2 separate regions of the Mus musculus genome follow, and region 1 is linked to region 2. Evidence: chromatin loops called from intact Hi-C (ENCODE). Cell type or tissue: left cerebral cortex. All regions are shown on one strand. Links, peaks and the distances in the headings refer to the core of each region. The heading gives the core; the rest is flanking DNA. Region 1 holds the start of Kash5 (KASH domain containing 5). Region 2 holds the start of Gm39006 (a long non-coding RNA gene).

What was found. A loop is a pair of places that touch in the nucleus more often than their neighbours do. Peaks named below come from ENCODE experiments on the same cell type or tissue, not always from the same donor. Only the 100,000 strongest peaks of a DNase experiment are listed, where the experiment ranks them.
Region 1: it touches region 2 in a loop (2.4-fold over the local background); 3 of 42 quality-filtered maps call a loop at or near these places.

The regions. Positions count from the first base shown.
Region 1 is chr7:45,204,539-45,209,913 of GRCm38, forward strand. Kash5 (KASH domain containing 5) reads right to left here and starts at 354. Exons shown (of 20, transcript NM_201374.2): 1 at 54-354. The coding sequence starts at 165. Dkkl1 (dickkopf-like 1) reads right to left here. Exons shown (of 5, transcript NM_015789.3): 5 at 2,987-3,360. The coding sequence ends at 3,052. In left cerebral cortex, for the core only: CTCF peaks have their summits at 198, 2,536 (motif pointing right) and 3,935 (motif pointing left); a DNase peak (open chromatin) is centred at 97; H3K4me3 peaks cover 559 bases; H3K27ac peaks cover 614 bases.
Region 2 is chr7:45,297,703-45,303,077 of GRCm38, forward strand. Gm39006 (a long non-coding RNA gene) reads right to left here and starts at 4,658. Exons shown (of 2, transcript XR_882064.2): 1 at 4,131-4,658; 2 at 1,457-3,523. In left cerebral cortex, for the core only: CTCF peaks have their summits at 2,239 (motif pointing left) and 2,779; DNase peaks (open chromatin) are centred at 780, 1,276, 1,692, 2,219 and 1 more place; H3K27ac peaks cover 2,606 bases.

The DNA.
Region 1 (5,375 bases), core at 88-5,087, 93 kb before region 2:
TGCAAATGAGCCGGCCTCCTGCAAGTCCCGCCCTCTCAGGCTCTTGTACTCACGCAAGCGCACTCCGAGTGGATGGCGCCCGGGTCTCTCCTTACGAAGACCCTTGAGCTGGCGCATGCGTAGAGCTTCTCGGGAGGATAGGCTGGACCTGAGGATCGAGTGCATGCGCACTAGTGGGGCTAGCGGTGATGGCGCGATATTATCGGCAGCTTTCTTCTGCGGTACAAAAATCCTTTCCTTCTGCTTGACAAAATAGGGCCAAGCAGGAGAGAGTTCAACCGAAGGACTCCCTGTTCATCCTTTTCTTCTTGTCAGTCTTTGAACCAAGTTCTTTCTTTTGGGTCTGGCTCGCCCGCCACTGTCACAATGATGCGCAGTCTGGTCCAGCCTCACTTCCGCTCCATTCCCTCCCCCCCCCCCGCCCCCCGCATTAATAGGTACCCAAGCTGTTTTCCCAAACTATTATAGTTTCTACTTACTGCTTAGCTATGTAGCCCAGGATGGCTTCGGACTTGAAGCAATCACCCTGCCTCAGTCCATGCCTGTGGACTATTCGAACTTTTTTATTATTAAGGGTCCAACAGCCGGGCGTGGTGGTGCACGCCTTTAATCCCAGCACTTGGGAGGCAGAGGCAGGCAGATTTCTGAGTTCGAGGCCAGCCTGGTCTACAAAGTGAGTGCCAGGTCAGCCAGGGCTACACAGAGAAACCCTGTCTCGAAAAAGCCAAAAAAAAAAAAAAAAAAAAACCAAACCAAAAAAGAGTAAAGACACTTGCCACCCATCCCGGTGATCGATCTGAGAAGAATCCCCAGGACCCACATGGTGCAAGGAGGGCCCCTGAATTCCACATGCAGACCCTATCATGTTCACTTTCCTACCCCTTGCTGTTTAAAAACACATGCATGTAATGATAAGGACTGGGCATGTAGCTCAGGGGTACGGTGTTTGACTGAGGGTGCCCTCATTCAATCCCTAGGGCCTAGTGAATTGGGCAGGGTAGTGTACCAGTACTCGGGAGGTAGAGGCAAAAAGTGCAAGGTCTTTCTCACCTTACTGACCATCAGACCCTGTGTGTGCTGTTTAGTTTTTTGTTGCCTTGACAAAAGCCAGAGTCATCTGAAAACCTCAACTGAAAAGTTACCCTGTCAGTAGGCAAGCCTGTGGGGATATTTTCTTGGTTAATGAGTGATGTGGATGGCAGCCCACTGTGGGCAAGACCACCCCTGGGAAGGTGCTTCTGGGTTGTATGAAAAAAAACAAAACAAAACCCTGAGCAAGCTTCAGTTCCTCCTTCGAGCCCCTACCCTGCCTCTTCTCTGTGATGGACTGTGATCTATCACAAGATGAAATAGACTCCCCAAGTTGTTTTTGATCATGGTGCTCACCCCAAGTTGTTTTTGATCGTGGTGCTCACGCACCGCAGCAGTAGAAAGCAAACTAGGACGCCTGGTCTAGATGAAAGGTCTGCCGGGTGTTTTCAGGACAACTTGTGGTGCATTCTGGACCCTGTTAGCTTTGTCCCTATTATCAACATCCATTCCTGGGGCTGGAAACATAGACCACTGTTTAAGAGCAATGGATGTTTTTCCAGAACACCTGAGATGGATTCCCAGCATCCACATTGCAGGCCACTCAGGACACAGAAGCAGGGAGTTTGACTGGGCTTATCCCATACTGCCTCTGGGGTGGATGCTGGGCTGTAAGGAAGTGACATTGCTCCCAGGGTGGGAAAGCCAGAGCTCCTTCTGGGGTCCCAGGCCTGTGACAAGGCCAGGGTTGTGGGGTTCTCAGACTCTTGGAAATCCTGGCACGGCTGGGAGTCCTGGAAGAGCAGGGGCCTGAGGTCTGGGGACAGCATCTAGCCTGGAGCCTGGGGCAGGGGTTGGGGGAGAAGGGGAACTCCAGCTAGTCTCACAGGGATTATTGTCCTTATCTTGGTAAGGGAAGGAGGTTGTGACTGGGAGCGCAGAGAAGCCTTCTATGGGGGAGTGGGTTGTGGCTCTGAAGGTGAAGGCCTTCTTCATGGCTCCCACAGCAGATCTTGATGAAAAGAGACAGTCTATGATTCTAAACAGTTTATTGTCATGGCGGAAAATGGATGTGTAAAATCATACCTCAAACTCAGAAATCCGCCTGCCTTTGCCTCCCGAGTGCTGGGATTAATGGCATGCGCCACCATGCCCAGCTTGACACATTTATGTGCGAAGCATGGCATGTGTTCCAAGTCAGGAGTCTGTGGGTGGGGTGGGGGAGCAGGGAGTCGCCTAAGCCTCAGGTGTGCACAGAGTCTCTGGGTCTGAACTTGCTATGCCTAACTGAATTTCCTGGCATGGTTTTATGCCCCACGCATGTGGCAGCTCACAGGGTCTATAACTCCACCCCCAGCAGATCTGATTCCCTTTTCTGGTCTCCAGGCACAAATATGGTGCACAGACACACATGCCAACAAAATTTTTATACATATAAATTTAAAATAATAACTTTTTAAAAAAGAATTATTTTATGTCTATGAATACCTTGTTGCTATCTTCAGACACACCAGAAGAGGGCATTAGATACCATTACAGATGGTGGTGAGCTACCATGTGGTTTCTGGGAATTGAACTCAGGACCTCTGGAAGGGCAGCCAGTGCTCTTAACTGCTAAGCCATCTCTCCAGCCCCCATAATATTAATTTTTCAATATTTGCTTTCCCTTTTGTGAGATCTTGAGTAATTTTGTAAAATCTAAAAAATATATATTTTGGTGGCTGGGGTGGCTCAGCAATGTGCTTTAAAGACTTGGGATGGCAGACAGGGTGGATCAATGGTTTCGGAACCAGGTGTATCATGGTGCTACAGGAGATCCAGCTGCCCAACCAAGAGGCCATGTTCTGAATGAGATGTAAGGAAGAGCTGGCACAGCCATTGTCAGCACTGAGTGTATGTGTAGGATGGAGTCGTTATTCTGGCCTGTTTGGGAAGAGATACCAAAAGGAGATTGAGCTAGATGTAAGAAAACCTTTATTTCCATATGGTGTTGGGGTAGGGTGTGGGACATCTGGTCCCCACTTACAGCTGTTGGGATGGCCTGAGGATGTAGAGAAAGTGTGTCTTTCTGACAGGCAGCTTGGCGTGTTGGGGGATATGGACCCCATCCTCCAGGCTGTCCTCACGGGCGCCTCCACGGAGCCCATCCCGGATGGCCTGCATGCGATGTCGCTTTTCTATGAGCCAGCGGCCTCCATCCTGGACATCGGGCTGGGTCCTCCGCCTTGGCATCTTCATGATCCAGAAAGCCACCTGCCGGGGCTCTGGGTGCAAGCTGTCGGTGACCTTCTGCACAGGCACCGGGGGCTCTTTTGCTTCTACTTTGGGAACCTGGGAATGAGGCACGGGGAGCTCCTCAGATGCCGCACAGCGCATCCAAGATGTTTGGTCTCCACTGGGCCATCTCAACCTCCATTACAGCTCACTTGCTGCTTAAAAAACCCTTTTTAGGCAGACAGTTCTGTTTTCTGTCTGGCCTGCTGCATTCTTGTGTATTAAATTTATTATTTAAGATTTGTTTATTTTCATGTGCATGGGTGTTTTGCCTGCATGTGTGTCTGTGAGGGGGTGCCAGATCCCTGGAACTGGAGGTAGAGACAGTTGTGAGCTGCCACTTTGATGCTGGGAATTGAACCTGGATCCTTTGGAAGAGCAGTCAGTGCTCTTAACTGCTGAGCCATCTTTCCAGCACCAAAATTTGATTATTTTTAAACTTCCACGGTTGCCTAAGAGATTATTTCATCTATGTTTACCTGGTGTGCCTGAGCGTTGAGTGTGTGCACCATTTACATGCATTATTAGTGTCTCTGCAGAAGATATTCTTTGGATTCCTAACACCCATGGTAAGTATCTCACAGGCTCCATTAAGTCCAGCTCTCGGGGAATCTGATGCCCTCTTCTGGCCATTGTGTGTACCTGCACTCATGTGCTAACAATTTTTAAAAATTAAAAAAAATTTTTTTTTGAAAGAAAGAAAGAAAGCAAGCAAGAAAGCAAGCATTCGCTGGACAGTGGTGGTGCACGCACGCCTTTACTCCCCCACACTCAAGAGGCAGAGGCAGGAGGGTCTCTGTGAGTTTGAGGGTAGCCAGGGTTACATAGAAAAACTATCTTGGAAAAAAACAAAACAAAACAAAACAAAAATTAAACAAAAACAAATGATAAATTTGGTGCGATGGTTCACATTTAGAATCCCCGCATTTGGGAGGTGGCCAAGTATTGGATCACCCTGAGTCAAAAGCCTTAAGTTTTGCCAGGAATGGTACTGCAGGCCTTTAAACTCACTTAGGAGGCAGGGGCAGGCAGATCTTAGAGTTGGAGGACAGCCTGGACTACAAAGCAAGTTCTAGGATAGCCAGGGCTACAGAGAGTGATCCCATCTCTAACAACCAAAACCAAAACCTAAACCAAACCACCCAAACCAAAGTAAAGCCAAACAAAAAACCTGGTGTGTCACCATTCCTGGTGTGTCACCATTCCTGGTGTGTCACCATTCCTGGTTGCCTATGCCAAATTCCTGTTCTGAAATTACCCTGATTTCAGTTGGGCCTGATGGTTCAGGCATGTTTTCCCAGCTACCTGTAGGTTGAGGCAGGGACATTGACAATTCAGAGCTAGTCAAGGCTACATAGTGAGACCCTGTCTCAGAAAGGGGACTGTCAAAAGGTACTTGTGCCCAAATCTGAGAGCTTGAGTCTGGACTCCAGCATTCACAGAGTGACAGGGAGCTGCAGGTCATGCTTGTAATGGCTACACTCACGAGGTCCAGGCTGGAGGATCCTGGGGGCTTACTGGCCTGCCAGATTTCTGGGATTGGTGGAGTTTTTGAATGCTAAGATTTATAAAGCTGTTGGGAAAGCCTAAAACTTTCTGGAACGACCAAAACGCTTTCTGACATTTATATTTGCTTTGACACAGGGTCCTGATATGTAGCCCCCACTGGGCTGGGACTTGCTTTGTAAACCAGGCTGGTCTTCAACTCACAGAGATCCTTTCTGCCTTTTGCCTAAAGTCGTGGCAACCCTCCTGTCTCAGCTTTTCAAGTACTGGATCATCTGTGTTTGTTTAACCATGCCTATTGTCCTCTCCCTTTTGACACGTTACACTGAGCTCCAGAAATCTCAAGGATATTCCATGTATGGAGTGTATACTGGCTAATCTTAAATGCCAATCTTGTCACAGCTTAGAATCAGCAGAGAAGAGAGTCTGAATGGGGTATTAACTAGATCAAGATGGTTATGATGTAGGACGACCCAGCCCATTGTGGGTGGAACCATTTCCTAAGTAATGGATCCTGAACCACCTAAGACAGGAGAAAGCAAGCAAATATGTTTTCTCTCTGTTTG
Region 2 (5,375 bases), core at 301-5,300:
GTGGGGCATTCACCCATAGGGAGTGGCACTGTTAGGAGGTGTGGCCTTGTTGGAGGAGGTGTGGCTTTATGGTCTCAGAAGCTCAAGCCAGTTCACTCCCTACCTACTGACCCAGATGGAGAACTCTCACCTCCTTCTCCAGCACCATGTCTGCCTGCACACTGCCATGCTTCCTGTGTGACAATAGTGGATTAAATGTCGTGAACTGTAAGCCAGCCCCAATTAAATGTTTTCCTTATGGGCGTTGCTGTTGTCATGGTATCTCCTCACAGAAATAGCAACCCTAACTAAGACAGAGAGTATAGCCAAAATTAGCAGAGTTATAAGGAGAAGGACTAAGCCGGGCAAAGGAAGCCAGTGAGCTGGAGGTGAGAAGAACTAACCTGGACTCTGAAATGGATAACAGGTACTCGTGATGCTGAGAGAACCTGGAGGCCGGCATGAGCTTGAGTATGATAACAGGCACCACAGACAGCCATTTGTCCCTTCTGCTCGAGGAAGGGGGAATGACACTTTTTGCTAGAGGGACCTGGCTTCACAAGTTCCTGGAGGATGTTGGTGGCTTTTATCTAACCACTAGAAATCCTCCTATACTCCAAGGTTGAGCCCGTTTCTGGACATTTGGAGTTTGAGGGAACTGGAGTCTCCTTTGTACCTAACAAAGATATTAAAGCGTGGGCATCACCATGAAGCTGAGGTCAGCAGTCTAAGTGATATAAAAGTTGCAGGCCAGACTGGGCAACAGACTAGGGAACTGTCTTAAAAATTGCAGCAGGGAGAAGAAAGGAGGGGCCTGCTTCTCTCTCTGAACAACCCCGGCTGTGCTGTTAAGGCTGGGGCACGAAGGTCTTTTTGCCCACAGATCACCAGGGAGAGATTCATAAGGAATGTTAATCACACAGGGGTGTTTTCTCAAAGGAGAGAATGCCTACTTTCCTGTCCAGAAAGCTGGGAGTGGATATCGTTTACGCCCCGGGGACTTTTTTACTCTCTGTGGAGACAGGCCTCACCCAAATCCCCCAGAAGGACTATGGCAGACTCTCCCTCCCTTGACCACTATCTTTAGCTCCCAGTTACTAGAACCCATCTTAGGGGCATGTCACATGTGCTGCCAACCTCTGTGCCACCCATCAGAGGCCACTGGGGTGACTCCAGGAAGCAGTAGATCCAAAGAGACCCCATCAGCCACTGTGAGCTTCGTGTTCACCTGTGACATCATCACCACCACCTGCCCACTCAGCATCGTCATGCGACACATCACTACACAGCCCTGGCTCTCCTGGAACTCACTCAAAGTCACAGAGATCCTCCTGCCTCTGCCTCCTGAGTGCTGGGGTTAAAGACAGGTACCAGTTCCACCTAGCTAGTCACTCCACTTTGTTTTTGGAGACTTGCATATTAAGCTGTGAACACCCTCAGCAAGCAGTACGGGCTAAGACCTAAAAGGTCAAAAAAATTTCAGTTCTGCAGGACATATGGCCTTTACTGTATATTCACATTAGGTACAAATACATGTTAGCTTGTGGACCAGGTGACTGGCCAAATTTATCCCAGTCAGTCCTTTGCTGATCTAGAGCCATGTGAGTTTAAGGAAAACTATGACTCGACCAAAGTGTGTGTGTGTGTGTGGTGGGTGGGGGGTTGATACATAGGACTGAACTAAATGTCTGGTTCATGCTCACTGGGCGACTCTAGGCAGGGGCTCTACCCCTGAGTCACACCCCCAACCCCTCATGCAGCTAACCTAGGCAGGAAATCTCCCCCCTGAGTTACCTCCCCAGTCTTATTTGTTGTTTTGTTGTTGTTATTTTAACTTTGAAATAGCTTCACTAAGTTGCCCAGGCTGACCCTTGAATTCATTCCATAGCCCAGAATAATCTCCCTCAGCCCCTGAGGGCTGCGACACCTCAGTAGACTGAACCGACTTCTCTGTCAGGGTGTTCAGTGAGTAAAGGCACATCAGCCCCAAGAAACAACAGGCAGCAGGACCTGGAATTTTCAAACGGTTTATATAGCTCTCCCCCTGCTTTGGTCTGTTACTATGCAAAACACAACCAAGAAGATATGAAGTTTCCTGGGGGTGGCCACACGCATTAACAAATGGCATAAGCTGCGTGAGCCCAGAATTGAGGCAAGTGGAGTTCCAGTTCTTCTCAGCTGAGTTTTGGCCAGTCTATTCCTGTTGCTGGTGGTGGTCACATAGTGTAGAGAAACCTTCAACAGAGACTGGTGGATGCTGCCACCTAGCGAACACATCAGCCCTTACCACAGTCCCAACCAGTCATTCAAGGGGTAGGATGTCTGTGAATTGAGGAACCAGCAATGTGGGGGGTGAGGAGGTGGCTAAGATTTTATTCAAAGGGACAAAGGGGTAGTTGCTACTTTTTCATGCCAAACCGAGATGACCTAGTTGTGGGAGTGTGGCGAAGGTGTATGCCTATAATCCCAGCTTTTGGGTGGCTGAAGATGAAGAGTGATGAGTTAGAGGCCAGCCTTAGCTACATAGCAAGGCCTTATCTCATAAATAAATAAAAATAAACAAACGTCCTGAAATAGTCCGAGGACTGGACATGGTGAGTTCTTGAGCACAGAACTTACATTCAGCAGTTCCCAGCCTTGTAGTAGTCAGTTTTCCACTAACTAATCCTGAAACGGGGGTGTGAGATAGGGAAATCAAAGTCTCTGGGCTCCAGCCTGACTCTGCAAGGATCTCTAGAGAATGATAGAGGCCATTCTCCAAATGCATGTGCTCGCAGATGCATCTGGCAGGTGGCGCTGTTGTGATGGAAAGCGGCATCTAAAGGATTCCCTGAAGGTGAAGACACCAAAGCTGCCTTTTCCTTCTTCTCTGTGGGGTTCCAGATTTTTCAGGTAGCATGGGAGCAAAGAGCAGTTCCTGACCTGGAGGATCCCCTGGTACCCAGGAAATAGAAGCCTCTGCAACAGCCGCTCATGCCACGCTTCCATGACAACGGAAAGCCGGGCGGCTCCACTGGCAGTCCTTTCCCACTGTGAGCCTCATCAATTGGATTTGGGCATTTTCCCTGCTATAGGCAAACCTATAGTCAATAATTATAGCTTCAGCCACCAGCCAGGAGCATGGATCGTCTAGCGTGCTAGAACAGTGAAGATCATGATGAGCTTCCTTTGGGGGCCCCAGTAAGGGTGCCAGGGCAGCCCCTAGGACCTGCCTGCACTAGGAAGAAGGATCCCGCTCCATACCACAGCCCTCATCCACCATCAGCCTCCAGCCTCAATATCATGCCCATCACGGTGACCAGCTTGGCCCAAGGAGGTATCATGAGCACTTTGCCAGGAGCACTCTACACTGCTGTTGCTATCCTGTCCTGAGCTCCTTGTGTTTGGGTGTGAAAGGTGTTCATGTGCTTGAACATCTGTTGTCTCCAACAGGTCGCATCCTTTGGGAAATAGTGGGACTTTTGGTGGTGAAAAGCTGAAGACAGGAAGTAGGTCGTTGGGAATGAGGCTTTGAGCGGATCCGTTTCCGGCGTATAGCTGCTTCCTAGTAAGCCATGACATGAACGGGCTAACACCACAGATTCAATATAACCATGCTACCCCCACAGCAGTGGACAATATTCCTTAAAATCATAAGCCAAAATAAACCTCTCCTCTGTTGCTTCTGTCTGTACTTTTGTAACCCATACAGACCCTTGTTCCTGGTCACCCCCTCCACTTGTCTGACAGAAATCCCAGCTAGATCCTGGCCAGGCTCCTCTCATCCCGACCTACAGAGCTCCCATTCTCCTATAGCAGGAAGCCACCCCTCACTAAAAGTACATTTTCCTCATCAACACCGTCACGTCTGGGTTTTTTGGTTTTGGTTTTGGTTTTCCAGATAGGGTTTCTCTGTGTAGCCCTGGCTGTCCTAAAACTCACTCTGTAGACCAGGCTGGCCTTGAACTCGGGAAATCTGCCTGCCTCTGCCTCCCAAGTGCTGGGATTAATAGGCATGCGCCACCACTGCCTGGCCAGGTCTGGGGTTTGACTTTGCCTTGCTTACAAGTTAGTCTAGTGTTGTGTTATAGATGCAGCCAAAAGGCATAAGACTCCAAGATCAGAGAGGGGGAGGGGGCTCGCCTTTTCTCAGTTCAGAAAGTGGTACTAACACATGAGCATTGGTTTCCCTGGACTCCACAGTGCCAAGGGATGTAGTAGACATTGAGGCTCCTCCATGGGGTCCTGAACCAAACTCCTGGACTGAGTTTAAAGGATTCTTACAAACAGATCCACTCAAATTTAGCCATCTGGAGTGACATTTCTGCCGACGAGATATGCTGGTTCCTAGATCAAAAAAAGCTCAAGGGGTCTGGGGAGGCAGCTAGCACAGTTTCCTAGAGTCCAGAGAGAGATTAAGAGAGTAGCCCAGTGGTAGAGAGCTCCTGTCTAGAATCCCCCAGGGAAGGGCTGGGCCACCATTACGTGGTGCTGGAAGATGCTTGCTGTAACCTGAGTTTGATTCCTGGGAGACACGTGGTAGAAGGAAAACATTGCTCCCTAACTTGTCACTCTGATCTTCATCCATACATTGTGGCATCAATACGACGACCTACACAGGCAGGAACGAACATGCACAGGCACATACACACACACACACACACACACACACACACACACACATACACACCAACACACACACAAAATAAAAATGGAATCTTTGGGGCTGGAGAGATGGCTCAGCGGGTAAGAGCACTGATTGCTCTTCCAGAGGTCCTGAGTTCAAATCCCAGCAACCACATGGAGGCTCAAAACCATCTGTAATGAGATCTCACACTCTCTTCTGGAGCTTCTGAAGACAGCTACAGTGTACTTACATATAACAATAAATAAATAAATCTAAAAAAAAAAGGAATCTTTAAACATCTAAATTCCTAGCACCCAAGAAAAATGGATCTGCCCTCCCTTGATGCACTCTAGGAAAAGTCGGATTTATGAACCAGACAACACAAGGCCAGCCACACAGAAGGCAACATGTGTCAGTGAGTGCTAGCACTAGCCCCTTCTTACTGCCACCATGGTGACCGTTTGGGTTGGCAGAATGGACCCAGGATTTCCAGGGAGAGTCTGGTTGTACGTCTGGCCGTGTTCCAACATGGCTCTACACCCAGAGAGGCCCCGGAGCTGGAATCCCTCCAATTTGGAGGATGTTTTGGTTTTGATTTTTGGATGTGTTGGCTGCTGGTGGCTTTCTCGCTATTTAACTAATAATCGCTGTCAGTTCAGCCTTGTCATTACCGTCTTAGTTTGTTATGGGTTATTTAGTTAAATTGCAATGTATAATGATGTGGATTTGCCTCCACCCCCGTGTGAGTGTGGCCTGCAATTTTCCACTAATTAGACTTTTTAAAGACACA